2 separate regions of the Homo sapiens genome follow, and region 2 is linked to region 1. The links are chromatin loops, found by intact Hi-C in ENCODE. Cell type or tissue: sigmoid colon. All regions are shown on one strand. Each heading gives the region's core, and the rest is flanking DNA. Links, peaks and the distances in the headings are about the cores only.

Region 1 (16,412 bases), core at 4,324-12,323:
TGTGCATTTTAGCACTTTACTAAATTACCTTTAAAAATGGTTATCCCATCTTAGACGTCCCCCCGCTAATTAGGGGAGCCCTGTTTTTCCGAGTCCTCAAGAGTACTAAGCACTGCTCCTTTAAAAATGTTTTAACAGCTAGATAGGTGAAAATGCCTTAGTTTTCACTTTAATTTGCATTATTATTGTAAGTTAGACTTTTTCAGATGATTTTTATTGATTTATGTGTATTATTATTTATGAATACCCTTTGCTGTCTGATTTGTAAGCACTAATATATTTAGGGCCTTGCATTTTTGTTGCAGATGCTTTTCCATTCTTAAATTAGACTTTTACTTTTCCTTACTTTGTGTTTTTTTTTTTTTTTTTTGACCCAAGCTTTTATATAGTCAAATTTGTTAATAGTTCCCTTAAGGCTTTTATCTTTGCTCTTATTTTGTAATTTTGTGCTAGTAATGCCTTGCTTTAATTTTAATAATTTGTAATGCAAGACTTCCCATGGTATTCTTAATTTTCAAAAATTTCTTAGTGATGTTTTTACATTTTTTCCCTCTAATTGAACTTTAGAATTATAAGGTCACTATCTCTAAAAAAATTTCTATTGTGATTTTTGTTGAAATTATATTAAATTAATGAATTCAGAAAGAAGCATCTTTAAACTTGTATTTTTCCTTCCAAGAATGAAATGTTTATGTATTTATTGTCTTTTATGCTCCTCAGTAAACTTTTATTTTCTTCATAGATTTTATACCTATTTTTAGTTGAATATATGTCTGTGTAACTTATGTGGGGTTTTTTGTTATTAATGTTTTGAGGTTTTTTTTTTCTTTTGCGCATGGGATTTTTTTTTCCATTACATTTTCTGACTGGGGATACGTTAGATCTTGATTTATGTGAGTTTATTTTGTAAACTGACAACCTGTTTTTTTTTTAACTATTCTACTCGGTTCATGACTGATTCTTGGGTATTCTAGGTAGCAATCATATAATGTGTAAATTATCATTTTTCTCCTTCTAACCAATATTTTGTAATTGGCTTGTCTTATTAATTTGATATTCAAAAACAGTATCAAAGAATTCTTGTGATAACAGCACAGCCTTGTCTTACTTGTGTTTTAAAAAACAAATGCCTCTTGTACTGTTTCCAAGAGTGCATTCTTTGTACACACAAGTTATTAATAGATACATAAATAAAAATCCCTTGGTCACGTACATTTGGGAAGTGTCACTCTAGTGCTTCCATTAGTATACTGTTGTCTTTTAGCTTGAAACATTATTTTCTGCATTAAGAAAGTTTTTTTCTGCCTCCAATTTTACTAAAACTTTTTTAAAAATCATAATTGAAGGGAGAGGAAGGGAGGGGAGCAAGGGTTGAAAAAACTATTGAATACTGTACTCAGTAATGGGGTGACAGGATTGATTGCACCCCAAACCTCAGCATCGCACATTATACCTGGTAACAAACCTGCACTTGTACCCCTGAATCTAAAATAAAACTTGAAATAAATTTTTTAATTAATTAACTAAAATCTTTATTGAATATTGGCTTTTTCATATAATTTAAGCTGACCATGGAAAGGCAATTATTGTAAACACAGTTAGCTTTTTGAGATACTCCAAGTACTAGCAAATAATAAAATCATGTTTCTCTTAAAATATTATTTAATTCAGATTTTATATCAGTTTAGATGAATGGGATCATTTTATTTCCTTATAGTTTGGAGAATGTCTTAAAATTTCTTCCTATGGGTCTACTGATCACTTCCCCATACCAGAGTAATGTGTGGAAATTATCTTAAGAGTTAGTGCTTTTTGCAAGTTATTTTGGGGTGGGCAGTTTGTTGAAATCATTGAGAAATTTTGGTTTTGGCAGAGGGGAAAAAGCTTGTGTTTCTTTTGCCTGAAAGTCTGTGCTTTTTCATCTCTGTTTTCCTTTTATTGAGAATTTTAATGTAATTTCATGTTATATTTGGGCCTATGCTTCTTCATTTGCAAAATTTGGGGTGTGGTTGACTGCTAAATGCCATTGAAGTCTCTTGATTTCTTGGTGGTGGTGGTTTTGTTTGTTTTATTCTGTGATCATCTCTTGCAGCAGTCATTTTATGAAGGCCAGGCAGGATGCCTTGGGACGGGGAAAGAGAAGAAGGTAAAGAGTGGGGAGAAGGTTACATCTCCTTTCGAGAAAACCTGAGTTGGTTTCCCTTTGGTGCAAAGGCAATAATATCTTGCATATTTTCCCACCCTCCCTTAAACACCCTGTGGATTAGGAACTCAAATGACTCTATAGGTTTAGGAAGATTAATCCTCTGTGGGAAAAAGTAGAGATTTTCTCCCCCTTTTCTATGTTCTTGGCAAAGTGAATACAACAGAAAATTATCAAAATCTGTCATGAGAGTTTGAATTTAGGAAAATTAACTTGAATGTGTATAAAACATGACACTGTGCTGCCATCCCACCGGCCCTTCAAGCCTAGGGGAGCCCTGATGTAACCAGAGCCTGAGATGGAGACGTCTTGCAGAAAGAGGAGGAGAAATGCCAGGGTGCTGTATTCCTGTTAGGTCCAGCCATGGTCGTCTCCATTCCAGAGAGGTCATGACAAGACCATTTTCTACCCAGATGGCCAAGTGTGTACTCTTCCTTGTTATAAACTCATCACCCATTCATTTATTCAACAAATTGTCCTCTAGGACCACTTTCTGGGACCACACAGATGCAAGCCAGTCTCCTTCATTTCAACCCAGTGCCAATTAGCATCAACTCTTGGGGCTAGTGGGATAAAGAGTGAAAATGTTCGGGTGCCTCAAGTAAACAGGACCTAAAAGTATTGAAAGTATTTCACGGCCCGGCACAGTGGCACATGCCTGTAATCCCAGCACGTTGGGAGGCCAAGGCGGGCAGATCACCTGAGGTCAGGAGTTTGAGACTAGCCTGACCAACATGGTGAAACCCCGTCTCTACTAAAAATACAAAAATTAGCCGGGCATGGTGGCGCATGCCTGTAATCCCAGCTACTTGGGAGGCTGAGGCAGGAGAATCGCTTGAACCCAGGAGGCGGAGGTTGTAGTGAACTGAGATCGCGCCATTGCACTCCAGCCTGGGCAACAGGAATGAAACTCCATCTCAAAAAAAAAAAAAAGAAAATATTTCACACTTGCTATATGTATTAGTTTCTTATTGCTGCAGTCGCAAATTACTGCAAACTTAGGGACTTAAAAACATTTATTATGTTATAGTTCTGTAGAACAGACATTTAGTATTCTTCTGGCTGGGCTAAAATCAAGGTGTCAGTGTGGCTGTGTTCCTTATGGAGGCTCTAGGAGAGAAGCCTTTTCCACAGGGGCCACTTACATTTCTTGGCTCATGGCCGCTTCCTTCACCTTTAAAGCCAACAATGGCAGATTGAGTCCCTCTTACATTATGTCTCACTCACCCGCTCCTTTGCCTCTTCTTTTTTTAACTCTTAACAACCCATATTATTACATTAGGCCCACCTGGACAGTCTAGGACAATCTCCCTAACTCAAGATCAGCTGTTCATCAACCTTGATCGTATTTGCAACCTTGTAAAGTAACATTATATTTTGCCTTCTAAGGTTACATATTTGCTGGCTCTAGAGGTTAGGATGTGGACATCTTTGGGAGACATTGTTCTGTCTGCCACCATATAATTTCACAATGTCCTCCTCTGTGCATCTGCAGCTCTTTGTTATGCCTTTGTCATTACTGTCAGTCTGTCTGGTACTCTCAGTAGATACCAACTGTGATCCTGAGGTGTAGACATCACTGTCTCAGGTCTGTATTTCCTTCTCCTCTTCTCTTTCCCTTTTCTACTTCACTCCTTCCATAAAATCGATGTGCTCAATAAATGTACCTTCAATACCTAAGTCTCCCTGTAATCAACTTACATAAATAAGAAATCACTTTCTGGGACATAAACATGAACCTGGCTTCAAATGCAACACGTTGTGACTGAAAAGCAAATGTGGCTCAGGTTACTACTGTTAACATGAAGCAATTCATGTTTGAACAGAATTTTCAAAATCAAATTTTGAACTCACTGCTGGAGACGATGTGGCCCCCTTCATTTCCTGGATTATTATGCATCTCCCACAGAACCATTTGCTATATTATTTCTTTGGTGTTTACAGAAGCAGATCATGTTTATGAAGCATGTCCAGAAGAAGGAAATGATATATGGAAAATCTCTACGTGGGGTATAGAGTCAAGTGATCCCTAGGTTACAGTTGAGAGCTATAAATAGGCCAGTGACTTCATGTGTACCATGGGACTGGTATTTTCCATCTTTCGTCCCACAGTTTGGATAAACTTAGATGGATTTTTTAATAGTTCTTTGAAAATGGAACATTAGCTATCCACAGAGATTTAACTTGGGACAAAAAAAAGGAATAAAAGTCATCATTTCTGATGACAGGATTAGACAGACCTTTTTTCTTGAAAGTAATTGAATATTCTGTGTGTTTTTTGCAGTTTCTGTTGAATTGAGAATAGTGACCATCATTTGAGGTGGAAATAGCAGAAATGATTAATTTAGAAAGAAGAAGGATTGTAGGGTGGGTGGAAGTGGCATTTTCTGCATTGTATTCTTAGAAACTTAGACTGTTAGAGTTGGAAGTGCTCTGATAAAACCGTTCTTTAACATACGAGAAAACAGAGGCCCAAATACCTTAAGTCCCTTGTCCAAGAGTATGCTGAGTGCAGAAAGCCACACTGTGGCTCAGGTCCTGGGCCCTGGCCCTCAGCGTTTCTCAGCCCACTGCACTCATCTCCAGCACTTCTGATGGACTCACTGGGGTGACACCATCAAACCATGTGCCCCAAAGATGCCTTCATGTTGGTTTCCACTTGGGCATTTCTCATGCTTGGATGGCTAATATACTCCCTGCCTGGTTTACTCTTGAGAACCCGGCTTTCATCTGCTGTGGGACACAGTAGCCTTTGCGTGAGTGCCTACGTGCACATGTGTCCATGGAGGCAGGGAGGGTGGACAGGCAGGGAGGGTGGACAGTGGTACACACACTGCACCAGCAGCACTTTTAAAGACAAGGATCATGACAAAAGCAACAGCAAGTGCACTTTCTTTTCCAAATTACCCAAGGTTGTTTTTTAAAAATAGTAATATCACTTCAAGTGTTTTGCACTTGGCTTGGTGAAACAAAATGTGAGTTAAAACTGTGGAGTATTAAAGCATTATTCTTGACACACCTACAATATGAGACACTCCATTGATGTGGATAGCATATATGCAGACAACAAGCATTGATGTTGTACTTCCACCTATAGATAGAAGGGGGATGTACCTTGGTATGGGAGTTTTGCACTTAGACAAAGTCTTAGTTCTCAACCAGAGCTGATTTTGCTCACCACCCCTCCAGAGGGCATTTATTACTGTCTGCAGGTATTTTTGGTTTTTATGTCTGGAGGAAGTGGTGCTACAGGCACCATTTGTAAAGACCGGGGATGCTGCTGAACATCCTACAATGGACAGCTCCACACATCAAAGAAGTCTCGAATCCAAAATGTCAATAGTGCCAAAGTTGAGAAATCCTGGCCTACAGGAATTTATGACTTATCTGATACTGGGCTTTGAAGGCTATATAGACAGTTGATTAATTTAGAAACAGCTTGGCTTGTGGAATAAACATACCTGGTATAGTCTGTGAACTGAAGTGAGCCAAGGTGGTCCCAGTATTGCTTCCACACTTGCTGTCTCAGATCTCTGTTCTCAGTGACCAGAGTTAAAAACCAGCTTCCCTCTGCCCTTCACGTCTGTGGGTCCTATGGTTGAGGATTTTTATGTATTGTTTTTCTTTGGGGTCCTGATAAAGCTTAGATAACCAAACATAGAATTTTTAAAGGTGATTGTGAATACAAAGAACTAAGGAGTGCCTTACCCTGATCCATTCTTTACACAAGCAGCCCCAGTCAGGGAACCCTATGCCAGGGGAGGAATTGGGCCTCAGCATGGACAAGTCTTGGCAAAGACCGCTATGGCAGCAGTGTCTGAAAAAGGAAAAGAGTCCAAGGAGGGAGGAAATGACTAGGAGGCTGCTAGAGCCTTCCCTCAGCGCCATGTTCTACTCACAGACCAATGTAGTAAAAATGATTTGTATTTCCTTGTTCCTTTTTAAATTTTTGAAAAAAAATTTCCATATTTGGGGGTTTTCCCCATTGCCAGGTGGTTACATTCCAAAGAAATTATATCATGGGATACAGACACAAGTATTTCCAATCATGCTTATTGTGTAGGGCTGATGGCAAGGTGATTCCCCTCCATGGCCACACATCATAACCAGGCAAGCCCGTTAAGTATCAGCAACTGGAAGTCCAGCATCAGGACCACCCATCCCTCTGTCAGGCAGCCCCGGTTGGTGGTGGTAAATGGAGGAGACTGAGGCCTCTTTCACTCACTTAAATTCGGAGAGTGAGCCACTCTACTCCTGTTGGGAAAACCTATTTCCTTACCCAACGAGACTGTAGAAAATTCCCCTCAGCCATATACCATGCCAGGTTTCTTTTACAAGCCAACCTGTTTCCAAGCAACCCTTCTTGTAACCTTCTGGAGCCAAGTATCTGATATTCGTACTGGGAGAAAGATGAACGGATTCTGCACAGACACGGGCCCTGCCAACATGGGCCTGGGAAGAGGGGAAGCTGGATGTGTGGCTCAGGAGACAGGCAGAGGTTGTTAGAGGAAGCACAGAATACTGGAGGTGAAGATAAAGTCAGTAGTTGGCCAGGCCTTTTGTGCAACGGACTCAAGAAACATGTAAGAGAACAAAACATTTTTAGACTGATAACTGATTACTTGTGTACATCTTGAAAGTTGGCTGCTGCAGGGCCTAAACAAGAGAGAGGCCTTACAGTAGGGGTTATGTGTCCATAGGCTCATGGAAGCTTGGCATTGAGATGATCTTCATTCATTCAATATCATCTACTCAGTCATTCAGCCAACACTGAGTTAAGCTCTGAGCAAGGCATTGTAGTTAGATGGCAGATAGGTTAGCGTTGTTGGAAAGAGTGTGGGGTCAGAGGTCTGGGCTGCAGAAACCCACCACAGTTTCCTCTAATCATGCCTGGGAAGGGGGAACCAAGGGGGAAGGAAGCAGCCCTCTATTGAGCAATCAACTATGCATCGGGCACTTCCACTTGTGTTGTAGCAGCAGGAGCCAATAATCGTGCATTTGGGACTGGGCCACTAGAAGACTGGCTTGTTGGGATCAAGTCAAGGGGTTCTTGGAAACCTGCTGAGAACAGGCCCATCACCTGACAGCCCAGAAAGATGTCCGAGTCTGGTGGCCAGATCCAATGGGGGAGATCCAGTGGGGGAGATCCAATGGGGGAGATCTAATGGGGGAGAGCCAAAGGTGTTTGTTGGTAGCTCTGACACCAACTTTTATGACCTGGGCAACAACCAAAACAATTTAATAACGCTCTCTCAGAGTTCAAGAGAAAAGGACTAAACAGAAATAAGCAGCAGCCCAGCCTCTACCCAGCTGGTACTCCTGGAAATTGCACATGGGTGAAGCAAGGCTGCTTCCTCCTGCTCCACTTGTGAGAAAAATGACTGCCTGTTCTCCTTTCTCAGTATCGGTCTCTAAGAGTTGTAATCCAAAGAAGGCAAAATACAATTACTTTCTGTTGCATTTTTAGAGCAGCAACTGTAAGTGGGAGGGAAAAAAAAACAGACATCTAGAAAATGGTGGAATGAAATATGTTAAATCATACAAAACAAGTGGCTTCCAGTGACCACCTATACTGAAAAATAAATGAAATCAGAAAGTCGTATATCGTGTAGAATTTTAGAGGAGGAAGAAATTTTGGCAATTCTCTAAGCCAGCTGCCTTCATTTTCTAGAGGAGGAAAGTGAGCCCCCGTGCTATAATGAAGCTGTCTCAGAGTCTCACAGCCCCCTGGTGGCAGAAGGAGCCTGAAACTGATTGTGCTGCGTGTTGGTGATCCCAAATGTCTGTCCATGTTTGTAAATTAATATGGTGGGGCTTATGAAATCAGGACCACAGTCATTGTCTGTGAATACTTCTCTTTTTCTACCTTTGGTCAAAAAGTTGGTTGGTAGAAGAAGAGCTAGAAGCCTAGAGCCAGAGCCGTGGAGCCGTGGGGGTTCTCTTTCATCCTATCTGCAGCTTGGGTAGCCAGCTGGGTTTTGGAGGAGAGTGCATCTCTTCCGAAGACCTTAGTTGCTTTCCTTGCGGAAGGGCTGATCCTGGCCTCCGGGAACAGGAGAAACATAGTAATTTTAAAGGTTATGAGGAAAGGAGGATAGGGATCCCGAAGGCCAGGGAGGAAAAGCCAGTGAGTTTGGAGCGTGGGAGCTGCAGGCAGGTGGGAGAAGCTGAAGGCCTAACGTGGCTGTTTTATTTGTTTAAATGTACAGGGCTCAGAAATAGAGGATTTTGGAAACTGTATTCCACTGTTCTAAAAGAGAAAGTGTGTAGGGGGGAAAATAGCATCTTGACTACAATGTAATCCTAGATCTTGAAACGTGAGGTTACATGGACAAAAAATGCTTAATCCCAACTTGAAAGTATGCATAATATTCAAAATTATCCCCCACCTTCAGTGCTTTACCCAGGTTATGGAGATTCTTGAAAAACATGTAAATGAACTTTGTGTATGTTAGTCTATGTACACATTTAGGAAGAGTTCCATTTAATAGTCTTTTTGTAAAACATGATCTAGGATTTATCTTTCATATGTACAATCCATCTGAATTTAAGTTTCCTCATCTGTGGGGGTAATATACGGGTTATGGTGAGAAATAAATGTTGCAAATAACTTAATCTTACACAAAATAAGCACTTAACACAATAAAATATATGTGTATTAAAATATCTCAATGGAAGTCATTGCATTAGAGTCTTCAAATACTCAAAACCAGTCTTTTTCTACCCAGGAAACACCTACATTCTAAATTTTAAAGCCCCTTTAGGTAAATACTGATATTAATGTTTCAGATTGTTTTGTTTAAAATTCTCTTGGCATTGTTCTTCTGTGGTTTTCCAGAAATATGGCCAGAACTACAAAGCACATGGTACTGTAAACAATTGCTATGCCAGTCATTTAAAATAACTCAATTATTAAAGGAGGGATGTCTTCACCCCCACTCTTTCAGAAAAGACAGCTTGGCCTCTAAATTCTTATGAATTTAGAGAGAAGCCATTTTCCTCATCCCTTCTTGATGTCATTCCTTAGTCCTTACATCTGCTGGATCTATTCTATAAGGAGTGTTTAGGGCTGGCATATGGAAAAATGATTTGAGATTGGTAAACAGCAAGTCACAGCAAGTGATGCCTCTCACTGTCAGTCTATAAAATCACTGCATCGTCAATTTGAAAGTGTTTTTGTTCTATGTATGATTCCATCTCATTTAGCAACAGTTACCCTGCCCCTTTCTTCCTTCTAAACCTTGGATCCCTGAGCTTTGCTTTTCTATTTCGTAAATGTTATTTATTCCTCTAACATAGATAATGACATCTGTGATATAATACATGTATGTATAATTCCCTATCATCAACCCTTACAGCTTACTATGAAAATTAAGAGGAGGAAGAATTAAACTGGTAGAGATTTGAAAGGAAGAGAAAAACTATTTTGATTTCTTCTAGGCCTGTTTCACTACCATTTATTATAGTCCTCATTATGTCTTTTATATATCAAGAAAAAAACTGCAGGACCAAAATTGAGGCACAAGTGGGAAAAAACATCCAGTGATCCCTACCCCAATAAGAAGCTTCATTTTTATTTTTTTCTTTTTGTTTGGGTAAATGGATAGCAATTAAGTCCTCCTGTCTTATGAAGTCAGAGATTTATCTCTTGAATTAATTAACTGCAGAATAGTGACGAGTGGCCCAGTGAACACTATCAGAGCACTGAGAGATGCTGGTTTATTTCCCCTCCTTAGCTAAATACATTCTTCTTTTTAAAACTGAAGAGGTCAGTTGGTGGGATGAAAAAGAAAGGTTTGCAGTCTCTTGGGATAGGCGGTAAAAGATAACAACCAGATCTTGTATGCCACTGATATTTCCAGAGTATATTAAGTTTCCATGCTGGTTTCCACCTTTTTAAGGGAGTTATAATCATCCCCTCTCATTCCCTAAATCAGCAACAACAGCAGTGGTTTTGTGTGTGTGTGTGTGTGTGTGTGTGTGTGTGTGTGTGTGTGTGTGTGTGTAGGTGGGGATAACATTAGGCCAGAAGGGATGGATGAGAGGGTGGAGGTTGCTGAGGGTTTCTTTGAGGGGAGGTTGGTTGTCCTAATCTTGTTTTACTTAAAGCTGGTAAACAGCCTAGATTCTAATTCCTATTCTAAAGATTCCCAATGTTATAGTGAAACCTTTCCACTTTGGCCCCATATAGGACACCTTTTCAATTAGTGCCCATGTGTCTGTGCACCTGACATGGCAGAGGGCTGTGATATGCCCCTGGAGAACTCTGTAGAGCAGAGGTTTGACTTTGGCCCTGACCCATCTCCACACCTATGGGCAAAGAGTTAACCATGGATTTGCCAGTCAAAGGAGAATGCAAATTAAAAGAGTAGAAGCTGGCTTGGTATTGCTTGGAAACAGGCCCATGTAGCCAATAAACAAGCAGTTGGAGTAGCCACATATTTTAGCTGGGCCTGTGCTAAACTGAAACACAAAACTACAAAGCTGCTATTTCTGTAATTCTATGTGGGGTTATGACATCAGGTATGACAGTTATGAGCATGGACTCAGGGTTAACAGATCTAGGTTCAAGGGCCAGCTTTGCCACCTCCTCACTGTGTAGCCTTGGATAAGCTGATTTGTCTTTCTGGGCCAGTTTCATCTTATGTAAATCAAGAGTAAGTAATTTTGTACAAGGCTTGGACTACAGTAAGTACTCAGGAAAGGCCAGCTAGCTAATAGAATGGTGAAAAGAGCCATGAACATATTCCATTCATTCCCCATCAAAAGAAGAGTGAGTGGAGTTATGGCAAGAAAGGTACTACCGTAATGTGAAAAGATTCCACCTAAAGATACCTGATCATTTCTTACTTCAGGGAAGCCCATCTTACAGGTCCTTTCTGGCCCTACAGTGTAAGACTTTAAAAGACATAGGTAGGCAGGCACAATTGCAGTTTCTCCATATCTTTCTGCCTAGGTGTGTTTCTCAACCCCCACTTCACCCACAAGCTGCTGTTACATGTTCCTCCAAGAGTCCAGCATCCCAGTGAGCCAATTAGGGAACACACTCCTTATTTGTTATTGCAAAAGTATATATTTAATTGTGAATATGGGTGTAAATTCTTCTAAAGGACTATTTTAAATTTTAAATGAAAAAGGCTAGAGAAGTGTAAAATTTTATTATAAAAAGGAATAAACAAGAACCTTATTTGGTAGATGATAAAGAATAGCTATAGTTTCTGCCCTGTGAGAGCATACAATTTTAATAATCAAAACTCTTAAGAGAAGGCATGGAAATTTTATTGTTTTAGAGCTTCCATGGGGACTATTTTACAAATGCAGTTTAACTTTAATTGCTGTAAAATAATTGAACATGACTATTAGTGTATAACCATAAAAAAATGAAAATTATAAAGTTAAGAGCAAATAATACAATTAATACACAAAAAGAGAATCTGTCTCACTAGTGATCAGGAAAATGGAGACTAAAACAACAAGACTGGCAAAAGTTAACAATATTGATGATACTGGTATTGGTAGGAGTATGAGGATAGAATCATTCTTACACAGCACTCTGTTGGTGAGTATGTAAATTGATGAAATCCGTAGAAGACATCTTGGCAGTACCTACCAAAAGTATAAATGTGCATTTTTTTAACTCATCAGTTCTTCTAGGAATCAAAGCTGAAGAAATATTCAAGAAATAAATGTATAGGAGTATATGAACAAGGATATTCATCACCACATTATTTTCTATTAAAGAGAGAGAACAAGAACCCTAGTGTCTATCAATAAGAGAGTAGTTAAAACAATTGTGGTACATACAAGCTATGAAAATCTATGTAACCATTACAAATAATGAGATCTGTATAGATGGAAGCATAGTATTTGGGGGAAAAAAAAGCAAGCTGAAACAAAGTATGAATAGTACAGTCTCATTTTAATTTTATTTTTATTTTTGAGATAGGGTCTCCCTCTGTCAACCCAGGCTGAAGTGCAGCGGTACGATCTCAGCTCACTGCAACCTCCGCCTCCCAGGCTTAAGTAATCCTCCTGCCTCAGCCTCCCCAGGCAAGAGCCACCATACCCAGCTAATTTTTGCATTTTTTGTAAAGACAGGGTTTCACCACATTGCCCAGGCTGGTCTTGAACTCCTGAGCTCAAGCAATCCACCCACCTCGGCCTCCCAAAGTGCTGGGATTAAAGGCATGCGCCACCACGCCCAGCCTCATTTTTATCTGTAATGCGTGTATACAGACATGTATTTTTCAGTGTGTAGAGAAAAAAGCCCCAAACACACACTAAACAGTTGACAGTAGTTAACCCTCAAGAATAAGTGTGAGAAGGGCACATTGGTGTTTTACTTTCTGTAGTTAAGAGTTTTTTTTTAACTTTTTCTCAATGAGCATGGGCTACAATTTACCTTTCTAAATTGAGCAATGGTATCTTTATGGATATTTATCTTTCAGTCTGATATATTTTTGAGCCTATATTGTTTTTCAGGTAAAAAGCATTTGGTTATAGGTCCATAGGGTATATGCGCTTGGAATATAGATCAAAACAAGAACCAGAATGACCATGGCTTAAGCTAAGTTGAAGTTTATTTCTCACACGCATGAAGTGCAGAGGTCATTTACTTGCCTCTGCAGGGTATTCAGGGGCCTAGGTTTCTATCTTGTTTTTCTACCATTCTCAATGTATAGCTAACAAAAGCGATTAAAGAAGCCTACTTCATCTCTGTCCATCACATCTGTACACAGCACACCCCTTCCTGGTGAGGACGTGACCTAGGAGTCGGACACATCATTTCCTGTCCCAGCTCAATAGCCAGAAAATAGTAATGTGATGATACCTACCTAAAAGAGAACCAGGCAAAATACCCAGTTGAAATCCATTACTATATCACAAGGTTTCCGAACCTCAGCACTATTGACATTTGGGCTAGATAATTGTTTGTTGAGGGGGGCTGTTCTGTGCATTGTAGGATGTTTAGCACATCCCTGGCCTCTGTCCAATCAGTGCTAGGAGCACTGCCCAGGTGTGACAACCCAAATTGTCTCCAGACACAGCCAGATGTCCCTGAGGGTAAAGTCAAGCCTCTTGAAGAACAACTGCTAAGTAAGAAGAGAATAGATGCTGCAGACAACCAGTAACATCCGCTATAAGCATTGTGTTATTTCCCCCAAAACAGTGCTTAGCACTGAACTAATATATAACCTTTCAAATAACAAGTCCTCTACCAGGAAATCAAACATGCTAAGATTGTGTCAAATTTTATTTTGGTTGATTCTAGGATGAAAAGTCAATCCTGTCTTATTTTAATCTATTGAATCTAAATTGATATTTATATCAAATAAATAACAATTTTTATTTGAATACACAGACAAATGAAATATTCTTCCCTAGTGTGTAAGAATAGTATTAAGGATATTATACTGTGTTACATTTATAATGAATATCTCAGTTTAAAGTGTAATATTTCTGAAAGACTAATATAACAGCAAATATATACAGCAAATATAACAGCTCTATCCTAAATCAAGAATTTCATCTGCAGTTGATGGCCTGTCTCTTTTTAGGGCAATTAAGTGTCCATAATTTGATGCTGCTGTATTATGAATACTTTAAGAGTACAGTATTTTTCTGTTAATGAGGAGTGTTTACTTAACATGCTCTTCCTTTCCAATGAGGGAACATGCTTTGCTGCCAATCAAATTAAGGTGGAGATCATTTCAAAGAAACCATGAAACACTTTTTCTTTATTCTGCCTCTCCTATTAAATGTTGAGAAGCAAATCTTCTATCAAACAGATGGATATACTGGGATCTTGTTAAAAGGCTGCTTGATAAAAAGGGAAAGTTAAATATAAAGTGGATCTGTGTTGGGCTTCTTCCAAGGTTGTTTAGTGCCTAGTGTGTCAGAATAACCTTGTTATAAGGCAAATTCACCACATGGAGTGTTCGTGCCAGCCTAGGGAAGGCCATCATTTAATGGAACTCCAGTATTCTTATTTTTGAAAATGCAGATGCTGCAGAAATTATATCAGAAATGTCGTTGCCAATCATGAAAATAACAGAATACCCCAAAAGTCACGTATGAAATGATTCATACTGGGAGACGGGAGTAACCGGTTTTAGCTCCTGTAATGAACAGAGGCTGTGTAGAGGCATGATTGGTAAAGCTGGACCTGGAAGAGTGGGTAGGATACTGAAAAGAGAATGGAAAAGGACAGCATGGAAAGCCCAGAGATCAGTGGATGCAGAGACCAGAAATCACAAGGCAAGTTTAAGTGGGACAGTTTGGCTAAAGTGGTGGATTTGCATAGAGGCAAGAGGATCTCTGGCTTGTGGCCAAAACAGTAACTGGTCCACCAGAGTTTGTGCCCCCTCTTCCAAAGCACAGCTGGGTCTGGAAAGCAGCTGCAGAGCCGGCCCTCCTTGCATCTGAGCCAGGCCGTGTGGCTTATCCTTACTGGTGTGCTATGAATGAGTCATTGTCTGTAGGACCTGGGCAGTTAAAGGATGACACACTTAAATCGGATAATTTGGAAGGAATTTAAGAGGGACTCTTTTTATGAGAACACATGGACACAGGGAGGGGAACATCACACACCGGGGCCTATCGGCAGGTGAGGGGCAAGGGGAGGGAGAGCATTAGGACAAATACCAAATGCATGCAGGGCTTAAAACCTAGATGACAGGTTGATAGGTGTAGCAAACCACCATGGCACATGTATACCTATGTAACAAACCTGCATGTTCTGTACATGTATCCTAGAACTCAAAGTAAAATTTTAAAAAAGAAAAAAAGAAAGACTCTGTTTGCAAAGATGTGGGAGAAATGCAGGGAAACCATAAGGGGTAGTTCAGTGTCTTGAGGCAAAATGTACCTTGTTACCCGCCTCCCCCACACCGCCCCCCAAGCCATAAAAAGGTAAGAGAATGGCACTATTTCTAGATCCCAGAGTAGGAATCATCTGGAAAGATCCACAGAGAGGAGCTGTAACCTTTAGAAGGACACAACCAGACCGAGTCAAACCCTTAAGGAGGGAGGGATGGAAGTAAACACTTTGACCTCACTCTCAAACCTCCGTCCAGTCTTCTGCCATGGTGTCCCATTGGCCAAACCCAACTAGAAGCCAGAGGGAGCCCTTTGATGTGGCCTTACTGATGGTAACCCAGGGCACAGAGCAGGGTGAAGGAGGGTTGAGGGACAGGCCTGGGGTAGATATCCTGCACTGTCACTTCCTGGCAAAGGTAGGAAGAAGTGGATATTCTCTCACTTCTCCTATCAGCCAGCTGGACTGGGGGGATTTTACGATCCTAGGGGCTACTAGAGCTACAGGGATGCAGGAGCCAGGCTCTCTGAATCACCTGACAAAGGCAAGTGGATTATCATTCAGAGACACTCACTGTGGACTAGGTCCTATCAAAAAATAAACTTCTCTTGAATCAAGACATTGAATTTTAGGGGTGTGTTTTTTTTTATAGGACTTGGTATTTGAGGATTGATTTATTACAGCATTTAGCATTAACAGGAACTCAATTGTAGAAAGTTTTGAAGGCCAAGCAAAGAATTTGGATTCATTTCTACAGATGGTTAAAAATTAGTGGAGGCTTCTATGCTGGGAGGTGGTTTTAAAAGGAAAAACAGAAAGAGAGCCTTGGAATGATGAGTCTGGCAGTCACATGGCAGGTGGAATGGAACACAGTGAGCAATCCATTGATGCAGCTGGCCCAAACCCCATGTGATCAGCGGGACCTGTGAATCAGTCCCACACAATACAAGCTGAAGGGATGGAAGCATAATCATATTCCAAGTTCAGGTGCCAGCCTGCCATGTAGAACTTGGGGAAGGAGGTGGTCTAAGACCAGTTGAATGATCACCCCACTCTATGAAAGGGCCTGGCTGGCCCACTGTGAGATATGGAAGAGGAAATTTGGAAAGAGTTGTTGATATGTCATGAGTAACCCACATAAGGGAGAGGCTTGGGAGAGGGTCTGCCCACCATCTCAAGCCTAGAGAAGGGGGCTTCTGTGAGACCACTGAAGAGTGTGCTGTGTGCTCCCTGGAGCCTGGAGGATGCAATAGACTATAGTATTTTTCTGAAAAATCAGAAAGTTTTCAGAAGAGAAGTTTTGGTCAGCTGCTCTGATGACGGCAAAACCAAAAAAGGCTCCTTGGGGAGGGTGGGTGTTCCAGGCAAATGATATGTGACCATTGGAGGACA
Region 2 (16,412 bases), core at 3,766-11,765, 53 kb before region 1:
ATTAAAGATCATTAACTCCAAGGCTGCTGGATGTTAGGACCCTTAAGCATACTTAAAAGATTGATTGTAATCAAGAATAACTTGTATCAGATTGCCTTCCAGTGATTCACATTTATTAGTTCAACCAGTTACATACCTGTAGCAAGAGACCAGTTTATTTGGCAATAAAATTGGGGAAGGAATCAAGACTTAAATGAGGAAAGTGAGTCTGAGAACATTTTTTTTCAGGGTGTGTTTATAGATTAGTAGAACAATTTTGAAGATCTAACAGAGGTGGGAGTCAGGGGAATGGTTGCCAGACAATTGAACCAAGAAGATGATGATCATTTCTTGAGTAGCACCAGAGAACAGAAGAAAGAGTTGGCCTTGGAAAGGAGGTCTGGAAACTTATTTTTCTTCTGAAACAGGAGGGAGAGTGAAAAGGCTAGGCAAAGATATCCATAAATGTTGAATTGATTTGTTGTTGCAGGGGTTTAGGAGTATGGAGGTAGGTATATGAAAAGTAGAATTTGTTTCTGATTGTGCCTATTTTCCAATTATTGAGGAATCTAAGATACATGAGGATAGGGACAGGAGATCATTTGGAAGCTTGAGTGCAGTAAAGGTTTAATGTTGCCTCTGAGAATCTAAAGGAGTAAGTTAAGGACAAGTAGAAGGCTTATTAGGCTATGATGGATGCCAGGTTGCAGTTGGATGGCAGGCACAAGGAAGTGGGTTGGATTGACTAGGTTTGGGAATTGGTTAAGTGGGTACTAGGTAAAGCCCAGTGTGTGAAGTAGTTAAGGGTTCTGCTGAAAGTGTAGTTTGAATGATTGGCTGAGGCATTGAGGATAAGAGAAGGGAGCAGAGGCTTATGGACTAGACCACTTTTTTCAGGGCTTTACCTTATCAGCCATGACAAAGTATAGAGAATCTGGTCTCAATGTAGGTCTCTCACTCCAGCAGTTTTGCCCACATTTTTCATGGCTGTTAGAGAATCAGGGCTGAAGGCAAGCCTTGAGTGCCACTTACTTGGTAAAAAATTGTGTCAGATTGCTCACTGTAGCCAAGACAGAGTTCTTTGTGGCTTCTGTAACTTGCCATCCAAGTAAAAAAATTTTCTTAAAAGTTGAAATGACCTTTGTATAAAAAGTAATAAAATACTTGCTATGTGTCAGGGACTGTTCTAAGTGCTAAGCAAATATATCAATGCATTTAATCTATCACTATCATCTGAGGCAAGTGCTATCATTATCCTCATTTTATAAATGAGGAAATGGAGACACAGGTTGAGTTACTTGCCCAGGATTCCAGAGCTGGGAGGTAGGCAGCGAATTGTGGTGGTTAGGAATATAGACAGTGGAGCAGGGTGGCTGTGGTGAGGATTGAATGGGTTCGTACACAATGTGCTTACAAAGATGCTGGGCAATTAGCATCCTTGATGGATGAAACTCCTGCTTTCACACTCAGTTAACAGTACAATATCCTTCAAAGCAGGCTATCCTTTTATGAAGCGATTGTTTCTGATGTTAGCCTTTCTTATAGTGAACAGACATTTCCCTCTAACTTCCACCATTCAATTCAAGTCCACCTTTGGCAAATGCAAAACAAGCCTTATTCTTCTTTTTATAGGTGATAGCCCCCTTCTAGAAATCAGAAATACTGATCCTTCTCTAATGACTACTTCTTCCTTCCAGATTTTAGAAATCTTGAGCTGTGTCTTCAGTATGCTGTCTGTGAAATAAGGCTATCATTGCGTGGCAGCCAAGATTTTCACCAGATTGTGATTCCCTTATGACCATTTGCCTTCCTGGGTAGGAAGTGATAAATGGCCTGATAACGTGAGTTTTTGCCAGTAATAATAATAATGATGTGTTAATATTTCTTGAGCATTCACTATGGGTCCAGACACTATTTTTAGTGCTTTACATTTATGAGTGTTTAAAATCCTCATGACAACCCTGTGAGGCAGGTGCTATGGATTCCCATTGAAGAGATGAGAAAACCAAGGCCATTTTCTCAAGTCCCTATTACTGTCTATTTTTTTTCCTTTTGAATTTAGGCCCTTTTGGTTTTTTTATTATTATTATTATAAACTTTTTTTTATTATTAACTTGAAGACCATTTCCCAGCTAACTTTAGCAACTTGCTTTATTTTACTAGTGCTGCTACTTCTGTTTTGAATCAAATGATAGGTAATCATTCCTTAAAACAGTATTATATTAAAGGAACATACCAGGAAGTTTTTTTTTTAGTAATAGGCAAGAAATTAAAGTGTATAGAAGGAAATCATGGTTCCACAGCTTTATGTATTTTTTCCCTATAGCATTAATTTTATTCAAAGATTTAGGGGAAATTTTTTGTTTTAGAACGAAAAGGGACTGGTAGCTAACTGTTGTAAATACATGGTAGAGTAGAGTACAAAACAAAAGTCTATGAGGAAATGACCACTTACCAAGCAGCTTCACGGAGCAACCATACCCTCCACGGTAACCATTCTCTTAAGGCGATTGATGGAAGAGTTTCCAACCGGAAGGTTGGGATTCAGTACCACCCCCGCATGGACAAATGCAGATGTGAGATCACTCACAGCCATGTCTACCTTCATGGAAAATGAGTCGGCCCTCTCCAATACCATGACACGCAACCTCTGGCTGCACTGCGGTTATGGGATTGGCTTCTCTCCTACTTTTGCGGTTATGGGATTGAAACTCTCCTACTTTTTAGAAAATCCTGTGGAAGGATCAGGTAATAGGAAAAAGGCTGGTGAATTCTGTAAAGGGAAGTGAGTAGAATTGAGTTGGGTTAGGGAAGGAAGCATTTTAGGCAGCCACCATGGAAAGAAGGCAGGCCACCTTCTCACTGACGATGAGACCCAAGTGCTAAAGGCCAGCAACAGGCAGTGTCTGAAAACTAGTCTGATATCATCACAGTCTTCGAGGGAAAATATGATTCTACTAGGGTTTTCATGTCAATAGTGGACTCGAATTTAAGAAGTCTCCAGTCCTTTTGTAGAAGTACAAGTGTTTTTTATATATGAGCAGAAGGACCAGAAAGAAACCAACTCTTCTTCCCATCCCTCCTTAATACAGAATTTATTTACTTTTCTTGCCAATCTTTCATTTAAAGATGTCTCGTAACTCTTCTTTAATTCTGTTTCCTCCTCCTTCTCCTGCATAGATCAGATCCTTAACAGACCTTTCCTTGACCTAACATTCATTTTTCTTCCAATTTTTCTTTCTAATCTTTCTTTCTTTTTTTTTCAGAGACAGAGTCTCGCTCTGTCACGCAGGCTGGAGTGCAGGGGTGCAATCTTGGCTCCCTGCAACCTCCGCCTCCCGGGTTCAAGTGATACTCCTGCTTCAGCCTCCTGAGTAGTAGGGACTACAGGCATGTGCCACCATGCCTGACTAGTTTTTGTATTTTTAGTAGAGACGGGGTTTCACCATGTTGGCCAGGCTGGTCTCAATCTCCTGACCTCTGGTGATCCACCCACCTCAGCCTCCCAAAGTGCTGGGATTACAGGCTTGAGCCACCATACCCAGCCTCTTTCTAATCTTTCTACCTTGAAAAATCAACAAAGAAGTCTTTCGTCAGCTTTAGATAATTAAAGCCAAGCAAGCAACAAATGTTGGTCTTTTTCAGTAGAAACCATGTTAAAAATAGTTACACAAGCATCAAGCATCTCTACCCCCATCACACACCTTGTCCTTGAGAACTGGTTTTGCTGTGTTTCAGTTCTGTCCAGTTCTCCCTGGTGACCCTTTCCTCCCTTGATTAGTTCCACAGCACTGCAGGCTAAGGGGAAAAAGGAATGTGTGGGCCCAGGAGGGGACTGTCCTAGGAGACAGGCCGATACTTTTTACTTTTAGATAAGAAATGAAAAAGTGTTCATGACTTTTCCCTCTGCAGACTCTCCCTTCAGGTTCAAACTTGGAACTTTCTAGCTTTGGTCATGTATTTTATGCCCTTAAAGGGTTTGTACTTTTCTCCATACATATCCAGATGACCCTAAGTCCAGAAATAGCCAGCTGCTGCATCTTAACTACAAGTTAATTTTATCATATTAGAGGAAGATATCAGGAAGGTTTTTGTTTTGTTTTGTTTTGTTTTGTTTTTTAGTAATAGGTAAAAAATTAAAGAGTATAGAAGGAAATAGTGGTTCCACAGAACAATGGTTCTGGTTTGGAATCTCCAATGTGAAGACCCATGGTCTTCCTTAAACTTGGTAGCTTGTGGGGATTTGTTTTTCCCACATCCCAAAATAGCATCTCTGTGACTGGGCTGAACGTGTACATCCTTTGTCGTGGAGTCAGGCTCACGTTTAGGACCCCTTTGGGCATCTGGCTGGTGACTATCACTCCCTCTGTGGTCTTCCCCATTGCCTGCTTGGGTCCCACCATTATTCCAAAGCATACAAGTGAACTACTGTCTCAGAAACTGATATTATATTTGACATACACTGGGATTGCAACCAGTTTCTTTGCACTGACAGGATAAGAGAGCAGGCGGAAATTTCCATCAAGAGGGATGAAAGAAAGGATATGCTCAGATTTCCAGCACTTAAACACAAGGATGGAAGCTGATATCATCCAACCACCTGGGGTTCATGAAGGGAAGTGTAAGGTCTGGCATTCCAATCAGCTTGATACAGCATCAATCATCCCCTGGGTTTCAGCAGCAATTGTAGAACCTGATTTATCAATAATGGCATCAATCTCTTCAATCACATCAAAATAGGCCTCATTGTTGGTGTATTTCACCCCAGTACCTCGCCAAGGCACCATTGACAGTTATCCAGTGGGAAGTTGGTCACCCACATTGGTGCTTCCTGTGATGGTGTTGACAACTGTTCGAAGGATAGTGGGAGGCTTTATCTTTTCTTTGAGGATATTTGACTCGGTAGCCAACGAGTCAGCTTGGAAACCCATTGCCAAGCGTCTCTTCTGATGCCGCATAAATCACAATCACATTGTCCTTCATCACTAATTCTGAACAGACTCCAACATAGTCCTGAAATGTGTCCACTACTCAGTGAAGAAACTCTGACAAATAGAGGGGAGACCTCCATCTGGATCACAGCCACAAAAAAAGATCTTGTGGTGGTAAACACTTAAGAGACAGTGGTGAGGGGTAGGGATAACTGGAGGCACACTTTCTGCCTCAGTAGCTTGTTCTTGCACCTCAAAAAAGTATTCACAAACAGAACAGTGTACCACACTTCTCCAGTGTTTCTCCAGGAAAATATCTCCAGAGGAGTTGATCAAGAAAAGTCTATAAATCATGATAGACTGTGATTGTCAGGTGAGAAAGGAAAGCCTTTTTCAGTCTGAAAGCCTCAGGACTCTGCAGATTTTCAACCCCATCTTTCAAGACCAGGCTCAGTCTTCCTCTACTGCACGAGCCTGAAGTATCCCTCCCTTGAATACCCGGCCTCACTCCTCGGAGCACCTGATGCTTGCTCCACCTTATGAACAGGTCCCACCCTGCTCTGCTTTACATATTTTTTAACTGACTTTATATTTGAAATTTGAAATTACCAATCCCACAAATTTTGGATTTTTTTGTTTTCTTTAAATATATACATATATATAAACAGAGCTATGTTTAATTTATACAGTATCTTTGGTTGTTCCTAGATTGTCATTCCTAGGGAAACAAAGACAACCAGTTTGACCCTTCCCTCCCCTCCTTTCCCCTAAAAAACTCTAAGTTAAAACTGTGGCATTTTTTTAAAGGAAAAATGTAACACCAAGATTCAAAGAAGGATCATGCTTACCTCTTCTTTCCCTGTGAGAGGCTCTCCCCAGAGGTAGAGATTTAAATTCAGAGGAATTGAGCAATCCTTGAGAAACTTTACTTTTTAAAAACTTTTCTTCATAGAAAAATCAATTCACTGGTGAGTAAGAGGATCCGAAAAAGGAAAACCTCCCTTTGAAAACATTCCAGAATTGGTGATTAGACTTCCAGTTTCATACTATCATGTCCCTACATTAGACATTTTGGAACAAACCATCAAAAACCACAGTTGGTTCCAAAGGGTTAGTCTTATTTTTAGAAGTTCAGTAAATATTTAGAAATCACTTCAACACTGACTTTTAGTTCTATATGTAGCTTGTTTGTGAAAATAATTTTATAACAGAATAAGGTTAAGCAGATAATGTCAAATAATTGGGTCTTGTGTATGTACACCCAAACGCACATGAGCGCGCACACACACACACATACACACACGCACCCACTCACTCACCCTTGTGGACCTTTTTCTGCGTTCCTGGAGCCATATTTAGCTTTCCTGCCACTTTAGATTTTCTTCTATTTTTCCCTTCATTTTCTTAAACAGAAACTTGGGCTTTGTAAATGATACTGAACTATGCATATACCTATGTAGGTACTATATAGATAGAAAGTGTGCTGTGCTTTGATTTTGCATCAGCGGTTCAGATTTCAAGTGCTGCCCTAAGAGAGAAGTAAGTATTTGGTACTTGTACCTAGGACCTCTTTGTGCCTGATTTCTGTTTCTCCTTTTTGAATTTCTAGAATAAATACTCGGGGAGATGTAAAAAATACTCATTTACAAATTTTAAGGCAACATGACTGAAAGTAGAGAACAGAGAACCTATTGCTTTTGTTTACCCGCAGAAGTTCGGTTCTGTATCAATGCCAGGTATAATTCTGGTTTTTTTCCAGTTGCCTACAGTGGTCCCCCAAACCAAACTAACCTCTTAAGGCTTGGCTAGCAAGGCGTGTTGTGAAAGAATACAATTGAGAAAGATATTTTGTGCCCCAGCAGAGTAAAATGGTTGTTTGAGGTAATCGCTCCTGGGATTCGGCAATCCATCTCCCTTGCTTTAAGGACAAAGAAAGGTTTTAATGTCGAGATGCCAAGAGGATTATCAGAACTTGGGAGTGACAAGTAGCTGTTGAGTATTGGTATCTTTTGGGAAGGAAAATATGAGATATTTGGGAGGGAGTGGGAGTGAGGGGATGATGGATGGATTGGGTATTTCTTTTGGCACTGTAAATGTTCTCTTGGACTATTATTGTGAACTCCCTGTTGAGTAAAGAATGGCATTGAGGATGGTTTTCTTCATTGTTTGTTTCACTTCATTTAGGTTTTGGATTTGAATCAGGATGTGTTTAAGAATTTCTTTGAGTCTCTTTCCCTTGATGCTCTCTTCTTTTGAGTCCTCTTGGGGAAAAAAGGTAAATAATATAATTATAATTGTCAGGTTACTTTGAGTCAAGAATTAAAATTCCTGATGCTCTTTACCAATTTATATTGCATTTCTAACTCTGAATTTAAATTTCATACCTTTTCTATATAGTCTTTCTCAAGGCCCCGTTTACCATACTACTTGCTTTCAGTTATTTCTAAAATACAAACTTGAGAATGCAACTGTAATGGCTACCACAGAAGTTCAAGTTTAAATCAAACTATGCAGTATGAGTAAAAGACCTCTCCACTTCAACATATCCCCTGGATTCCAGTACTCTAGCTAACTGAGCTGCCTGCAGTTCAGTGTTTTCTGTATATGCTTACTGGCTGTGCTTTCAGACAAGCTGTGTCCTCTGCTTAAAATGGCATCTTCTTCCTCCTTCCTCCACAACCCCTGCCAACTGTTTTTCCTTAACTAACTCCTTAAAAATTTAGTTCAAGGGGCACATCTTTCCTGATGGCCCCTGCCTCTACAACCACGGTCAGTTAGGTGCTTTCTTCTGTGATCCTGTTGTTCCCAGGGCTTCCCTCTATAAAGGCAATTAATAGTCTGAATTGTATTTGTATGGTTTCTTTTCTCTTTGCCCCATGCAAAAATAGGGACTAAGCCTTTTATTTATGTCCCTAATACAGGGACATAATGCAGAGCACATTATAGTTACGCAAATTTATGTTGAGTAGATGAATTAATAGATGGATAAATGGATGAACAAATGGTACACAGTTTCTGTTTTGTTTTGTTTTATTGAGTTCATGATATTTGCGGTGAGATTTTATTCCATTTACAACACAGTGCCATTTAGAAATTCATTCAACAAGCATTTATTCAGCATTTACTGTGGCACATGTGTTTTTTTGTTGTTGTTTGTTTGTTTGTTTGTTTGTTTGTTTTTGAGACAGAGTCTCGCTCTGTCGCCCAGGTTGGAGTGCAGTGGCGCGATCTCGGTTCACTGCAAGCTCCGCCTTCCAGGTTCAGCCATTCTCCTGCTTCAGCCTCCCGAGTAGGTGGGACTACAGGCACCCGCCACCATGCCTGGCTAATTGTTTTGTATTTTTAGTAGAGACAGGGTTTCGCTGCATTAGCCAGGATGGTCTCGATCTCCTGACCTCGTGATCCGCCCGCCTCGGCCTCCCAAAGTGCTGGGATTACAGGCGTGAGCCACTGCGCCTGGCCCACATGTTTTTTAAGAAAAAGGAATGTAGTAAGATTCTTAGTGGAACAAGTTCAGTCACATGGCTGAGCCCTTTATAGTTTGCTGAGACTAGAAATTCATTCATTAAGCGATGTTGATTAAAGCACTGATTATGTGCCTCACACTGGGCTAGTCTCTTAGGATACTTTGGTGTACAAAACAAAGACTCCTGCCCTGTAGAACCCACATTTTGCATACATTCTAACAGGGTAGAAGGAGGGGCAGTAACAAACATAAAAAATAAGTAAATTACTATGTAAATTTACACATATAAAGTGTGTATGTGTGTATGTGTATACACATATAGTGTATGTGTATACACATATAGTGTAAGGAACAGGAGCTCAGCATGGCTGAAGCAGAGTTGTTGAAGGGAAAAATAGTTAGAGGGGGGTTAGAGAGGTGGGCAATAGTGAGGATTATTGCAAACATAGGTGGCATAGTATCTTGTATGAAGGACACTGGCTTTATGAGTGAGATGAGAGCCATCACAGAGCTTTGAGCACAGGAGTGACATGATCTGTCTTAGATTTTAATAGGAACACTCCTGCTGTGTTGAGAATAGACTCTGAGGGCGTGGTAGAGGCAGGGGGACCAATTAGGAGGCTATCCAGCAATCCAGGTAAGAGATGATGATAGCTTGGATGAGGGTGGTAGCGGTGGAGGTGGAAGAAGTGGCTAAATTATAGGTATATTTTGAAGATAGAACCAACAGATTTTGCTGGTAGATTTAAGGTGGGCATAAGAGAGAAGTTAAGCATAACTGAAAGGTTTGAGGCCTAAACAACGGGAAGGATTGGAGTTGCCATCAGCTGAAATATGGAAATCTATGGGTGGAGTAGGATATTTTTTGGTGGGGGGAGGGGCTATGGCTGTGGAGGTGAGTGGCATTAGCTGCTGAGTTTTGCATACGTTAAGCAATCTTTATTAGACATTCAAGTGGAGGCATCAAGTAAGCAGTTAGATACCTGAGTCAAGTTCAGGAAAGAGGGCTGGACTGAAATACACAATTGTGAGTCATCTGCCTGTGGATAGTGAAGTCAGGAGAGTAGATGGGATCACTAAGGGGAAAGTGTCATTAAAGAAAAGACTAAGAACTGAACCTTGAAGCATTCTATAACATTGAAAGATCAGGAAAAGGAAACCAAGCTAGAGCAATCAGAGAGGTAGGAAAACCAAGAGAGCACGGCGCTTTAGAAACCATGTGAAGAAGACATGAGAGAAGATGGAGTGATGGTGTGTCAGTTGCAGCTGATCTGACAAGTGAGATGAAGTCTAATCACTGAGTGCTGCATTTAGTGACATAGAGGTTACAAGTCACCTGTGTGAGAGTCATTGCGGTGGAGTGGTGCAGTTGGAGCCTGACTTGAGTGGAGTTAAGATAGAATACAGTGAGCACAATTGGAGACAGCCAGATAGCTGAAGAAGGATGTGGGTTCTTCTAGATTCTTGAGGTGAAAAAGGAACTGAAGCGAAAGGTCATCTTCCTCCCCTTTTATTGGTAAATTGGTATTAAGTGTTTCACAAGAAATACTCCTTTACACGTATGTGATTATAGCTTGGGGGAACAATCAAGGATAAATGACAGTTTCTTTTCTTTCTTTCTTTCTTTCTTTCTTTCTTTTCTTTCTTTGGCATTATTGTGAGAGGGAACAATTTTATAAGTAAATGTTTTTACTCCAAACATGAGTAAACTGTTCAAGCTAAGGGCTTTACTGACTTACTTCCTTCATGGGTTTGTCTGGTTCATCTTATTCCCTTGTCATCTATTTCTCCTGATGACTTTTTTCCACTTATAAATTGAAATATAGTTCCACACCCATGACACAATTATTTCTGTAACTTTGGCCCAGTTTCCTAACCCAGAGACATTTTTCTCTTCAGTGAGTGCTGTAAATTAAAAAAAAAAAAAAAAATAGTTCATTGTCTTCTTAGATTTTATTCAGGAGCAGATTTTTCCCTATTCCTTTGCAAAATTGTTGCTGAATAGTGGGAGAGGAGAGGACCAGTAATGATAGGAAACAAACAATATTTTCCTCACTTTGAATTGCTAAGATTTCCTTCTAATCATAGAATATTGTCAGGTTCCTTCTTGTGGGTTGGGAAGTCTGTCTGGATCCTTTACAAAAGAGGACTGAGGGACATCCAAGCCATATTTGTAACCAGCAGGGAAAAATGCCTTCTCCTGGAACTGCTTATCTCTCCTGATAATGCATTTCTGTCTTTCAAGACGTCAGTTAAGTGCCGTGCACTCCATGGAATGTCCTCTGATCCTTCCGGCTCTAGGTAGTATTGGTTTTCCTCTGAATCAGTGTACTACCTTCTGCCTGTACTCCTTACTTTGTGTGTGTGTGAGAGAGAGAGAGAGAGCGTGTGTGTGTGTGTGTTTTAATGGTTAAAACATCTGTGTCTCTACAGGCTGGTAGAACTACATTCCACACCTAACCTTGTGACTTCCAAGCTTTCTGATTTTAGGCAAATTGCTTAATCTTTGTGTGTCTTAGTCTTTTCATCTGTTAAATGGGAGTGGTTCTTATCACAAAAAGTAGTAAGGATTAGAAAGGAATTCTCTATAAAATTGTAAAGTTATTTATTCAGAAAACTGGTAACTTGAATAAATGGAAACCCGAAGAATATATGTAATATATGGAATAATCCCCTATCTTTAGGGCAAATTTCCTGAAGGAAAGGGACAATAGTTTATCTGTCTTTCCTAATACCAGTTGACTGAGAAAGAACTTAGTGAATGTTTATTAATGGTGATAGATAACGCTTGGAAAATATGTGGAATGGTTGCTCACAGAAATCTGTGATATGTGTCTTAAAATATTTGCACATTAGCAAATGTTTTAGACTTTAGGAAATCTTCCAGACTAAAACTCTTTCTAGGGAAATGGTGTTGCAATTTTGATGGTATATAGGAAGTCAGTGAGCTTTCCTTTTAGTTTTCCTAACATTCATGAAAATTTCTGGGTTTCTCCTATTTCATTCATATTTTCATAGAGAATTCAGAAATCTGCTTTAATTTTAACACAGTCAATCAACCTTGTTCTATAATTAGGATGAGAAGTTAAATGACATTTACTTTTGAGCAAACTTTCATAAGATATGTATTTTAATCATGTGAAAAAAAGATTAGAATAACAAAATATACTGAAACAGGCAAATTACACCTTCTAATGAGAGAAGCGATGCAGGTTCATTTTAGAAATTGTAGAAAGTTCTGATAAGCAAAAGTAGTACACTTCACTGAGATGCCATTGTTTGCACTTCATGTATATTGTTCCAGGCTTTTTCTATGTCTAAATATGTATATGTGATTTCATACGGTGATAGCATCCTGCTGTATATTCAGCTCCATAAACAGCTTTTATTCCCCATGTAATATACAGTGAATGTTTTAAATATGCTTCTGCATTTTTTTGATAGTTGCATTTTTTTGATAGTTGCATGTTATTTTTTTCTGTGGATGTACCACAGTTAATCCACTGTTACTCTTTAGTTTGTTTTCAATTTTTTCCTCAATTACAATGTTCTGATGTACATCTGAACAAACTTTTAAAATTTAAAGACCACAAACATTTCTTAGACTTGCCAATATAAAATACCTAATTCAACTTTGTTCATTCTTAAAACATTCCTTTCTGAACCGGTTTTGTTATTTATTTGATGGTCATGTTTGGAGCTCCTGTGTGTGACTGAAAAAAGAAGAAAAGTGTAGTTTTCTGAACATAATCTGCATTTCAGATTTTTTCATGAATCTAAGACAGCATTTTCCTCATTTGATCCAAACTAGAGAGTTTTGATAATGTCATCAGGAAATGATGCTCCGAGGTTGTCTTCTCCTCAACCAGAGCAACCCGTAATTCATGGCTAGTGAGGTTGCCAGGAAGTCAGTGATCCTTACCATTGTGTCATTTGAATGAAAGAAAGGCTGGAGCATAGGAAGTGGGGAGATGAGAAAGAAGCCAGAGTTAGATATCTATCCCACAGATTTAAGGTCACCACCGTTTCCGTCTTTCATAGCTATGGCAACTTGAGATCCCATGTTTTCTAGGTTAGTTATCAAATATTCCCTCCAGTAGCCCAGTGAAACATCTTAGAAATTCTAGTATTTGGACATCAAAACTAGCATATTTCTATTTTATGCACCTAAAAATGACACCAAAACCCTTTATGACATCATGGTTGTCAGTTTTAGGGTTATAAAATATGGTGACCATATATAGATCTTAGGAAAAGGAGTAAAAGAGATGAGTTAATTATTCATTTTTTCAATAAATGTGGTGAATGAATACTTACTATGTACCTGGCACTGTCCTAGGGCCTGGGCTTACAAAGACGAGTGGACAAGTCCTTAAGTTGCTCTTGGCGTGGTACACACATATATGTTTAATGTCTACGATGCTTTGTTGTTATTTGTTGCTGTGTAAAAGACATATGTCCAAGATGCTACAGGAACCCAGAGGAAGGAAATGCAAAGGTTTTTACAGAGGAAGCAACTCTTTAGCAGGTTAATAAGTGGATAGGCATTCCCCAGGGAGACAAGGGGTACATGATGAGTGTCATTCAATATGTGCAAAGAACAGAGTATATTCTAGGATTCTCCAGCAAACAAGAATTGCAATGTTGATTTAAAACATTTGGAGTAAGTATTGGGTTGAATTTTTTGTTGGTGATGGTGGTAGTGTTTGCTAATTGTTTTTATTTTTCCATATTTCTCAGTTTTTTAAAATCTTCATTGTTTATTCCTTTTTAGGGAATTACTAAACCATTTGACCCTGAAAGATCAGATGAAATGGACATGGCTTATTAAGGAGTTGTTGTAACTACTTCTTGTCTCAATGACATACTATTTTCCTGTCTTGGATTTAATTGCTTAGAAATTATGGCTACAGATTCACAAAGAGATTGGAAGAAAGAATAGATAAAGAATATATAGTTCAAATTATCTGCTAAATTTTTTGTGCTGTTAGTAATTAATACTCCAAAATGTGATAAAGATCACTGTGCCCGTTTTGTTTTGTTTTGTTTTGTTTTGTTTTGTTTTAGCATTGGAAAAGCCTTGGGCTATACATTCTGAGATTTCAAACAAAGTAGATTTATAGTGGAAAGGAACCAGAGGTTTAGACTAAATAGATACGCTGTAAGAGAGCCATAATGATCTTATTTAAATATTTTCCACATTAAATAAGGCATGAGTACTGTTATGCTACTGCCTTTTTTTTAATAATTGAATTTGCATCCATGGTGGTTTTTTTTCATTCCCCGTGGAGTTCCACTTGATAGCCAATGTGAATATTTGAAGAAAATAATCTGTTGGAGCCCAGATTTGAATTAAACTTCCTCAAAGTATAATGAAAGTTTTGAGTTTGTCTTATAAGAAAGAAATTTTTGTTTATGCTTTAGAAGCTTAATTGATAGAAGTCTGGAGAGCAATAATTGGGGTGAATTTTTAAGATGGTTGTAAGATTGTTCACTTGGTAAATATTTCTTGAGCTCTTACTGTAGACACTGTGGACCAGTCATTGAACTGAATTAACTTTCACTCTAGTTCCTAATAGACATGTTAAGCTGCTGGCTTCATGGAGTTTACATTATAGTGAGAGGAAACAGACAAAAACAATAAAAGGTAGTTAGTAGTTAGTAAAATCATTGCCAATTACAATAAATGTTAGGAAGGAAATAAACAATGGGCTGAGAACTTGAACCACAGAGAAGCACCTGCTTTGGGTAGAGTGGCCAGGGAGAATCATCATGGGCAAGGGGGAGGCATGTGCATGCACTTGGGGAATTGAAAGGAGGCTGGTGAGCAAGAGGAAGCATAGCATCAGATAAGCATGGAGAGCTAGGCAGGCAACAGACCACACGGGGTCTTATAGGGCAAGATCAGAAGTCTAGATTTTATTCTAATGCCATAAGAAGACATTAAAGGGTTTTACACAAGGCCTAACCTGAACTGATTTCTTTTTTAAGACCATTATTGCCTTGTGGAGAATGGGAGCAGGAAGATCAAGTAGGAGGATGTTATATTAGTCTAGGCAAGAGATATTGGTGACTGGGCTGAGGTGTAGCAATTAGGATGGAGAACAAAAGATGGTTTTGAGAAATCAGCAAGATTTGGGAGAGGGCATACTAAGGAGAAAGAGAGAGAAATCAAGAATGACTGATTTTTGTAAATGAAGTTTACTGACTTGAGTAAAAATGGGAATGAAGTGACATTGAATGAGATGGGAAAGTTTGCAGGGGCAGAAATAAAGAGGTGTTTGAGTTTTGTTTAGGACCTATCTCTAATATGTTTTTGAGGATTCTAAAGGGAGCTGTCAGTTGGCTATATAAGTTCAAAGCTAGGGAAATCTGGATGCAGCTAAAATTATATTTGAGATAAGCACACCTTCCATCAATATGTTGGCTGTAATTTTAAAAAGCATTTGGAGTATACTTGAAAATACTGAAACTCTCTATCTGTAGTACATACCTTCTGTTCATCAGTGACTAATTTTAGGGTACACAACAGTTGTGCAAAAGAATGAAGTCCTCTTAGTTGCACTTCTTATCAAAATCCCAATGGTATTGTTTTATAGAAATAGAAAAAAATTAAATTCATATGGAACCACAAAGGAGCCCAAATAGCCAAAGCAATCTTGAGAAAGAAGAGCAAAGTTGAAGGCATCACACTTCCTAACTTCAAAATATATTACAAGCCACAGTAAACAAAAGAGTATGGCACTCTCATAAAAATAGACATATAGGCCAATAAAATAGAATAGAGGCCCCAGAAATGAACCCATACATATACAATCAATTGATCTTCAACGGGAGTGCTAAGAATACACAATAGGGAAAGATAGTACCTTCAACAAAGGGTGTTGGGAAAACTGGATATCCATATGTGAAAGAATGAAACTGGACTTTTATATCAGACGCAAAACCAACTCAAGATGGATGAATGACTTAAAAATAATACCTGAAACTGTGAAACTCCTAGGAGAAAAGCTAGGGGAAAGGCTTCATGACATTGGTTTTGGCAGCAATTTCCTGGATATGACACCAAAATCACAGGCAACAAGAGCAAAAGTGGACAGATAGGACTAGGACAATATCAAACTCAAGAGCAAAGGAAATGATCAACAGAATGAAAAGGCAACTCATGGAATGAGAGAAAATATTAACAAACTATACATCTGAAAAGGGGTTAATATTCAAAATATATAGGGAACCCCTACAACCCAATAGCAAAAGAAAAAATAAGGAGCCTGATTGAAAAATAGGCAAAGGACTTAAATAGATATTTTTCCAAAGAAAACATACATGAGCCTGGCCTTCCCATATCAGGTTCCTTAGAGAAACTGAAAATAGTGATGGTGAAGGGGCTGGTGGAGATACCTGTGGGCAGCAGGTGCCCGGTTTGGGCCAGTGAGTGAGGAGAAGCCTCACACACAGCATGTGGTATGTGGCTACCATTTTTTCTCTTGCTTAGGCCCTGCAAATGTTGGGGGTAGACCTTGCCTTTCGAATGCAATAGTCCTTGAGGTTTGTACCATGCTTTTCATCCAGCATCTAGACAGGGCCTGCACATGCACAGGTGTTTGTTAAATGGATGAGTAATCCAGTTTTCCTTGTTTTCTGTGGCATGGGGAAGAAACATGGGTTGCTTGAAGTACCTTGGGTTCAACAGACCTCACCATTTCCTTCTTACTGATGTAAGAAGGCCTTGAAGACCCATCCCAGTCAGTCATCCATGGATAGCATCTATGTCAAGAGGATGTCGGGCCTTTATGTGTGATTCTATAGTTAGTGCAGTGCACAATGGGGCTCCACTGAAGGGTAGATGGAGGCTGATTTCCAACCTGTTCTCAGCTGCCACGCTCTGTATCTGCTGTTGAAAAGGGGCCTTTTTCTTTGCAGGGTTAAGTCTGCCCAGAGGTGGTATCTTTTTCTCATTTTTCTGCAAGGGCATAGGCATTTGCTAAATCAGAAAGGTTGCCTTTTTGTCATTCAAACAAAGGTGTCCTAGGCTT

Evidence for each region. A loop is a pair of places that touch in the nucleus more often than their neighbours do. Peaks named below come from ENCODE experiments on the same cell type or tissue, not always from the same donor. Only the 100,000 strongest peaks of a DNase experiment are listed, where the experiment ranks them.
Region 2: a loop joins it to region 1, with 3 times the contacts of the local background. A loop is called at or near these places in 22 of 110 quality-filtered maps.

What each region holds. Positions count from the first base shown.
Region 1 is chr9:68,837,256-68,853,667 of GRCh38, forward strand. The region is part of intron 4 of PIP5K1B (phosphatidylinositol-4-phosphate 5-kinase type 1 beta); the gene reads left to right. Among named protein-coding and RNA genes, the nearest start is that of PABIR1, 65 kb to the left of the region's middle. RefSeq lists an enhancer at 10,562-10,741. In sigmoid colon, for the core only: a CTCF peak has its summit at 7,976 (motif pointing left); a DNase peak (open chromatin) is centred at 7,937; H3K27ac peaks cover 800 bases.
Region 2 is chr9:68,784,407-68,800,818 of GRCh38, forward strand. The region is part of intron 2 of PIP5K1B (phosphatidylinositol-4-phosphate 5-kinase type 1 beta); the gene reads left to right. PABIR1 (PP2A Aalpha (PPP2R1A) and B55A (PPP2R2A) interacting phosphatase regulator 1) reads left to right here. Exons shown (of 1, transcript NM_138333.5): 1 at 1-1,160. It also overlaps the pseudogene LOC100421655. Among named protein-coding and RNA genes, the nearest start is that of PABIR1, 13 kb to the left of the region's middle. In sigmoid colon, for the core only: no CTCF peak of the experiment used is centred there; no DNase peak of the experiment used is centred there; H3K27ac peaks cover 378 bases.